Linked DNA regions of Mus musculus: regions 2 and 3 are each linked to region 1. A link is a loop called in an ENCODE intact Hi-C map of the cell type or tissue named here. Cell type or tissue: heart. All regions are shown on one strand.

The links. Peaks named below come from ENCODE experiments on the same cell type or tissue, not always from the same donor. Only the 100,000 strongest peaks of a DNase experiment are listed, where the experiment ranks them.
Region 2: it touches region 1 in a loop (11-fold over the local background); 18 of 42 quality-filtered maps call a loop at or near these places.
Region 3: it touches region 1 in a loop (4-fold over the local background); 2 of 42 quality-filtered maps call a loop at or near these places.

The regions. Positions count from the first base shown.
Region 1 is chr9:106,885,742-106,888,241 of GRCm38, reverse strand. It overlaps Rbm15b (RNA binding motif protein 15B), which reads left to right and starts at 1,167. Exons shown (of 1, transcript NM_175402.5): 1 at 1,167-2,500. The coding sequence starts at 1,275. In heart, a CTCF peak has its summit at 953; DNase peaks (open chromatin) are centred at 961, 2,111 and 2,191; H3K4me3 peaks cover 2,066 bases; H3K27ac peaks cover 1,995 bases.
Region 2 is chr9:106,820,359-106,822,858 of GRCm38, reverse strand. It overlaps Dcaf1 (DDB1 and CUL4 associated factor 1), which reads right to left and starts at 935. Exons shown (of 24, transcript NM_001373930.1): 1 at 768-935. In heart, a CTCF peak has its summit at 1,091; DNase peaks (open chromatin) are centred at 278 and 1,048; H3K4me3 peaks cover 1,843 bases; H3K27ac peaks cover 1,765 bases.
Region 3 is chr9:106,169,447-106,171,946 of GRCm38, reverse strand. Wdr82 (WD repeat domain containing 82) reads right to left here and starts at 1,018. Exons shown (of 9, transcript NM_029896.1): 1 at 568-1,018. The coding sequence starts at 728. In heart, no CTCF peak of the experiment used is centred here; DNase peaks (open chromatin) are centred at 226, 556 and 1,036; H3K4me3 peaks cover 1,715 bases; H3K27ac peaks cover 1,841 bases.

The DNA.
Region 1 (2,500 bases):
CCTTTGCTGGCACTTGTGAACTGTGCCTCAGTGGGGAAACTTTGCTCCTGCTGCCTCCAGAGATAATGAGAAAGGAGCAACTGCTAAGAAGTTATGTTTTCCAAAAGGCTCGTCTTAGCTATCTTCTTGTGTGGTCCCCAAATTCACTTTGCATTCGCAGGGCCTTACATGAAGCCCTCTGCTGTTTCTTCCAAGTTCCTCCTGCACTTTCTCCTCCTGCTGGTTGCTTTCTGCTTATGGGAGGAGGGAAGAGCTGGGTGCGTTCTTCGACATCCTACAGATGCATCAATGATCCAGCAACCGTCTGTGGAGAGCATAAGCCCTAGGGGCCTTTGAGTACTCTTGCCGGTACTTCACCTCATCTCCTGGATGTGGTCAGAACACTGGCCAGCAGTCTGTCAACTTGGCAAGAAGTGATAATGGCATTACCTGCTCTTTACCCTTGGCTCAGCAGCCCCACCTTCCCAGCCTCCTGTCCGCCCAGACACCTACAGCAGAAATTTGGACCCAGTGGCACCAAGATGCCTGTCTGTAGGTTGCAAACGCATTCTAGTTTCTGTACCTGGACCCCGGGGAGGTCTCACCTGTGTCTATCAGGACAGTGCCTGAAGAATTCGAATGCATAAGATGCCTGGATGTGGGTCCTAGGCAGGGTGTAGGCATCCTTGTGTGTCTATTTTCAAGGGGGCCAACTCTGGTCCTAATCAGAAAACTCCATGGAAGGAAATAGAGTTTCTTCAATCTAGTGGCAGGTTGGAGTGGGACGCGCAACACTTGGCTTCGGGCCAAGCGGCCACACCTGCTCCGGTGGGCGTGGCCCCGAGGCGGAAAAAGATAGGCGGACCCGGAGTAGCAAGCAAGCCCTGGAGCACAAAGCGAAAGCGCAGCCGCGGCCTGCCGAGCTCGAGAGGGAATCTGCGCGCGACCCAGGAGCCGGGTGCCTGGGCTCCGGCAGCCACGCGGCGGCGCCAAAGCTCGCAAGACAGGCCGCTTCCTCTGGTTGCCAAGATGTCACGTGGTGCGGGGCCACGGAGCTCCGTGATAGGCAGCGAGCGAAACTCTCGGCCCGCCCACCGCGGTCACGTGTCGCGGCCGGCGCAGCTTGATAACGCAGCGCCGGGCCCCTCGGCGCCGCTCCCGCCCCGCCCCGCCGCCGCCGCCGCGCCGAGTCCTTTTGTCCAAGATGGCGGCGCCGGGGGCGCTGCCTCCTGGGCCGCCGCCGCCGCCGCTCTGAGGGACCCGCGGGCCGCCCGCCCGCCCGCCGAACCGGCGCGATGAAGCGGCAGAGCGAGCGAGACTCCAGCCCGAGCGGGCGTGGCTCGTCATCGTCCGCCAAGCGGCCGCGGGAGCGCGAACGAGAGGCAGAGGCGGGCGGGCGGCGGGCAGCGCACAAGGCCTCCGGCGGTACCAAGCACCCGGTCCCGGCGCGGGCTCGCGACAAGCCCCGCGGCAGCGGCGGAGGCGGCGGGCATCGCGACGGGCGCGCTGCCGGGGATGCGAATCACCGGGCGAGCGGCGGGCGCTCCTCGGGCGCGCCCGGAGGCGGGGGACGCACCGGCAAGGCCTCCGGGGACCCGGGTGCTGGCGGCGCGTCGCCCCGCGCATCTCCACTCCCGCCGCCCCCGCCGCCCCCCGGGGCGGAACCCGCGGGTCCGGGCTCCACCGCGGCTCCGGAGTACAAGACGCTCCTCATCAGCAGCCTGAGCCCCGCGCTGCCGGCCGAGCACTTGGAGGACCGGCTCTTCCACCAGTTCAAGCGGTTCGGGGAGATCAGCCTGCGCCTGTCACACACCCCGGAGCTGGGCCGCGTGGCCTACGTGAACTTCCGGCACCCACAGGACGCGCGGGAGGCTCGCCAGCACGCCTTGGCCCGGCAGCTGCTGCTCTACGATCGCCCGCTCAAGGTGGAGCCGGTGTACCTGCGCGGCGGCGGGAGCAGCCGGCGCAGTAGCAGCAGCAGCGCCGCCGCCTCCACGCCGCCCCCCGGGCCTCCCGCGCCCGCCGACCCCCTGGGCTATCTGCCCCTGCACGGTGGCTACCAGTACAAGCAGCGCTCGCTGTCTCCGGTAGCCGCCCCGCCCCTGCGGGAGCCCCGCGCGCGGCACGCCGCCGCAGCCTTCGCCCTGGATGCTGCTGCCGCGGCGGCCGTGGGACTGTCTCGAGAGCGAGCCCTGGACTATTACGGGCTGTACGACGACCGCGGCCGCCCGTACGGCTACCAGGCCGTGTGCGAGGAGGACCTGATGCCGGAGGATGATCAGAGAGCCACTCGAAACCTCTTCATCGGCAACCTGGACCACAGTGTTTCTGAGGTGGAGCTTCGACGGGCCTTCGAGAAGTACGGCATCATCGAGGAGGTGGTCATCAAGAGGCCTGCCCGCGGCCAGGGTGGTGCCTATGCCTTCCTCAAGTTTCAGAATCTGGACATGGCACACAGGGCGAAGGTGGCTATGTCTGGCCGGGTGATTGGCAGAAACCCCATAAAGATAGGCTACGGCAA
Region 2 (2,500 bases), 65 kb after region 1:
TATTTCCTCATCAAATGTTAAAACCACAGCAGTAAGAGGAAACGGACCGACACTTTCTAGGAACAGAAGACAAAGTATGGCAAATGCCCTTGAAAGCCCAACAAACAACTAAAAGCCCTCGGAATAAGCGCTGGGGAAACCTGGCAGGCAACCTTAGGTCAGACTCTGGGCGTCTGGACACCCACATACCTCTCTCCCCGTCCCCTCGCTACTGCATTGTACAAGTGGGAGGGGTTCCCGCCGAGCTCCGCCCCCTCCCCGGTCGGAGAGCCGGGAGGGTGCAAGTGGGAGGTGGCACGGAGCCGACCGAGGGAAAAGCCCGCCCAGGTGACTGAGGCTGGAGGCGGGGACACCGTTCCTGAAGGGGTCCGCCGGGCGGCATGGGAAAGAAGATGCCCCTCGTCCCGTGAGGGACAGAGACTTGGAGTGGAAGAGAGAGATTCAAAGAGCACCTCCTTTAGGTAGAGGCGAGCATCCCCTGCCCTCCACACCCCGGCGGAAGAGTTACTCTAAAGAGGCTTCTTTACAGGACGGGAGGAAGGAGCCGGAGGCCCCGCCCCCGGGCCCGGGCCCGGGCTCGGAAGGAGAGCCTCGTCAGGCCCCGGGCCCAGCCGCCTCGGTGGGCTCGCCCAGCCCCTCGCCGCCCGCAGCCGAAGCAGGTGCCGCCCCTCCCCCCAGCGCGGCGCCCACTCTCCCGCCCAGCGGGCCGCGCGCTCGCTCTCCTCGTGCCCCTGCCAGAGAGCCGGCCCCTTCCTAACCCCGCTCACCTTCGCGAGCGGCTCCGCCGCTTCTCCCCCCGACCCCTCCAGCGGCCACGGTTCTCACACACTGCCTCTGGTCCCGCACTCACTCTCCCTCACTCACTCACACACACACATATACACACACACAGCGCGACCACGGCTCCTGAGCGGCCCACATATTATGCGTCACTCGCAGGCTACGTACTGGTCGCGCGCGCACTCAGCGCGCGCGGGTGTGTAACGTTGGCGCGAGGCTCCGGAGCGGGGAAGGGGGAGGAGCCGAGGGACATCAAAGCGCTCCTGGGAAATGAAGTTTCCGCGTTTAAGGGCGGGGGAGGGATGATGGCGCTAGACCTACCATTAAGCACCACCTCAGCGCATTGACTTCTGGGATTCGTAGTTTTCTTTAAGGCGGAAGTGAAAAGTAAAGGAAGGAATAGATCTTTCTAAAAGCCCGGGCTGCCCGAATTTACTTAATTCTACCCTGTGTCATCTAAGGGCTCAGTAGGACACTGCCACATCAGGCTCGGAAGGATGCCAGGGTCAAAGAATGCATTTCACACAAATGTATTCAGAAACAACTGTACTCGTTAGAAATTCGTCGGTTTTCCTTTGTCTTTCTGTTAAAAACATATTCGACAGGAATCAAAAAACATCAGTTACCATGTATTATATGTGAGGCAGAAAAATGAAAGCCCTTTGGTGAAAACAACTAATCACGGAGGCCATCTAATTCAATTTATCAATTTTAGAGTTAAGGAAAATGAAACCCACAGTAAATGACTTGCCTAACTTCACAAACCAAAGGGAAGCTGCATCGGAAGGATCTGGTTTTGACCCAGCGATTCTGTGTGATAACATGGAAGATTACGATAACTCCACAATTGAGCAGAATCTTGACAAAACCTACCCAGACGTCAGGATTCATGCAACTCACTATTGTTCTTGGCATTCTGAGCGAGTTCTGTGCGTTTCCATAGAGCGATTACAGCCAATACGTTCTTGTGGAAATTATAAGACACTGTGGACCTCTTGTCATGATCAGATTCTACGGCTGTTACTAAGCCTGTATCAGAAGAGTGGTAGTGGCAGTGGCGCATGCCTTTAATCCCAGCACTTGGGAAACAGAGGCAGGCGGATCTCTGAGTTCAAGACCAGCCTGGTCTACAGAGTGAGTTCCAGGACAGCCAGGGCTACAGAGATTTCCCTCTGGAAAAAAAAAAAAAAAAAGCAGGAAGAGGAAGGGGAAGAAGAAGAGACAAAGAAAGAAAAGAAAGAAAAGCAAGCAAGCAAGCAAGCAAGCAAGCAAGCAAGCAAGCAAGCAAGCAAGCAAGCAAGCAAGAAAGAAAGAAAGAAAGAAAGAAAGAAAGAAAGAAAGAAAGAAAGAAAGAAAGAGAAAAGCAGCAGCCAGTATCTTAGGGCTTAAATCCACTACCACCCTACCCCCACCCACCTGAGCACTTCGTTCCTTCCTCACTCAATTATGTGCTTGGAGTAACAGCTGCTTGAAATACAAATTCTAGAGGGTGAATAGCAGTGCTACAGGCATATAACTTGTAATCACGCTCTTGCTACAACACAGCTTTCTCCTGTGCATCTGAAATCTTGTCTCTTGAGCTATAATGACCATTATTTATTTAGACTCTATAGCAGACTTGAATCAAATGGTTTTTTTTTTAAGATTTATTTATTTTATGTGAGTAGCCTGTCACTCTCTTCAGACACACCAGGAGAGAGCATCAGATCCCATTACAGAT
Region 3 (2,500 bases), 720 kb after region 1:
TAACTGTAAGCCTGGGTATTGGTACTGGGAAAGGACAGCAAGCTCACATGGGCACAATCGATAAATCCTGACAGCTTAAAAACTGCATCCCGCGGGGCTTGATTGCAGAAAAGCCGCGCGGGAAGCTGAGGGGTAGGGGGCGGGCACCGTGCCAGGGCTGAATCCAGGTCACTGCTGTGAAGGCAGAGAGCTGGACGCCACTGATGGACAGAACACAGCTCCTGCCGTTCTGCATCGAGCTCAGAGTCCACCCGCACATTCTGACAGTCGCCAGGGGAGTGGAAAGGGCTATCCGTCCGGCTGCAGGGTGCAGGGACATGGCGTTTAAAGGTCAAGGTCAAGGTGGGGTTTGGCAAGCGGGAAAAGCGCGCTCGGAAGAGAGCAAAGACACATGAACTAAGAACCATCATCATCTTAAAGAGGATCTCCTGCAGCACTGCGGGATGGAGGTGGCCCTGGCAAGAGCGCCTGCACCACATGCCTGGGGTTGGGGGTGGGGGCTCAGTCGGGGACCAGCGACAGAGGGAAGGAGAGGGGCACTTGGAACTCGGCCACTATCACACTCACTTGCCCTCCTGGCAGTCATAGAGCACGATGGAGTCATCATCGCTGCTAGAGATGACCGTCTCGCCATTGGGACTAAAGTCAAAGCAGTTGATCTTGTCTGAGTTCTCGCGGAACACCTTGGCGACGCGGAAGCTCCGGAGCACGCTGTCGGTCAGCTTCATGGCGGCGGCGGCTGCTGCTGCTGAAGGCAGCGGCGGCGCAGGGCCGGGGCGGGGCCGAGAGGCGAGCGATCGGGCGGGCTGCTCAGGGCCAACCCCGGCGGTGCGGGCGCCGCGCTGGAGACGAACCGAAGGACGGCTGACAGTGGGGCTGCCGCGTCCTCTTCCTCAGGCGACGCTCTCTCGCCCGGACGACGGGACCTCGCTGACCGTTCTTCTCCGGAGTCAATTCAGGGCCAACCGGCGCTCCGCCGGCTCATTGTGTCCGCCATCTTGAAGGGAGAAGCAAAATCAGAGGGCGAGGAGCTTGTGTCGCGGCGGACGCCGGGAAAGGGGGCGGGGAGGGAACGGAGGCGCGAGCTGGGGGAGGGGGGGCGGGACGATGACGTCAGCGGGGCGGCCTCCCGTTGCTGAGGCCCCGGAGCTGGAGCCCGCGGTTCTGGGGTGTGAACCTGCGGGCGTGGAGCATCTAAACCCTCTCTCTCGAGGGCAGGACTTGAGGTCGCCTCGGGGCTAGTGCCTTTGTGGGTGCTCTCAAGCCCCGGGGAGACGCTGGTGTCTCTGAGGCCGCAGGACCTGGCGGAGAGGCCTGCTCGTGTGTGGGTGTGAATCAGGTGAACCCATCACCGACTGACTTAACCACTGCACGGCCGAGCCAGGAGGCTTCGATTTGTTAGTTGAGTGATGTACAACATACACTTGCACGAAGTTTTAAGTGGCATTTTCAACTGGGTTTATATTAAACTTCAGAAGCTTGGAACTTCTTTTAAAATTTAATGAGAGTCGAAGCGCATGAAGATCCCTAACTTCTAGTGCGGGAGGAGGGGGAACCTTAGGAAGGGACATTTCACTCACTGGCAGGTGATTGCAAAGGCATGACAACCAGAGTCCCTTATAACCTGGGTTGACAAACGACGAAATGGAACACGAGAAAAAAATGGAGCCTTCTTGAAAAATGTGCGGGGGGGTTGCATCTCAGGTTCTTAGGTTAAAGAAAAAAGGTAGCTAGATAGAACTGGAAGTGGTTGGCTGAGGGAAAACGACAAGATTGTAAGTTTGTACTGCAGTTGTCTCCTGACAAAGGGCAGAGTTCCTGGCTACAATCTGTTCCGGGGTGTGAGGAAGGGAAGGAACCAGTTTGAGTGAAACCTGAATGGATGGCAACTTTCCAAATTGCAAATCTGTTCTAGAAAAACCTTCCACAGGTGGTTGCACTCAATCCCCAGTGATTGCCTTTGAGTTTAGGTGATCCAGGTGATCCAGGCTGCTATGGAGCTTGAGATAGCAAGGACAGATCTGGTGCCATGTGCCCGACTTGCTGTGGGAACTGAAGTTTTCTGAAGAGCATCTACAATAAAGATCCTGCAGACTGGCTGACTACAACATCGCAATTGTGGAGACATCAAATGTAGGCAAAGGATCTGGAACTATTTTAGGCCTCTTTAAAAACTAGTGTGTGTGTGTGTCTGTGAGTGCGTGCACACATGCTTTTACCTTCTGAGCCTTCTAAGGTGGCCTTGCTTTAGACTTTAAATAGCCATTTACTCTAACTTCCAACATTCTCCTAATAAATTTCTCGAGAGACATCATTCAGTTTAGCTTCATTCACCCTAAAGCTAAGATGGCTGTAACATCACCTGAAATCTATAATTTCCCTACTATACAGCTTTGCTGTGTGGCCCATCTACTTGATATTTTCACAAATATAATTGATCAACATACTGAATTTGTTTTGGGGGGGTGCTGTTCTGTGACTACAAATTTGTGTAATTTCT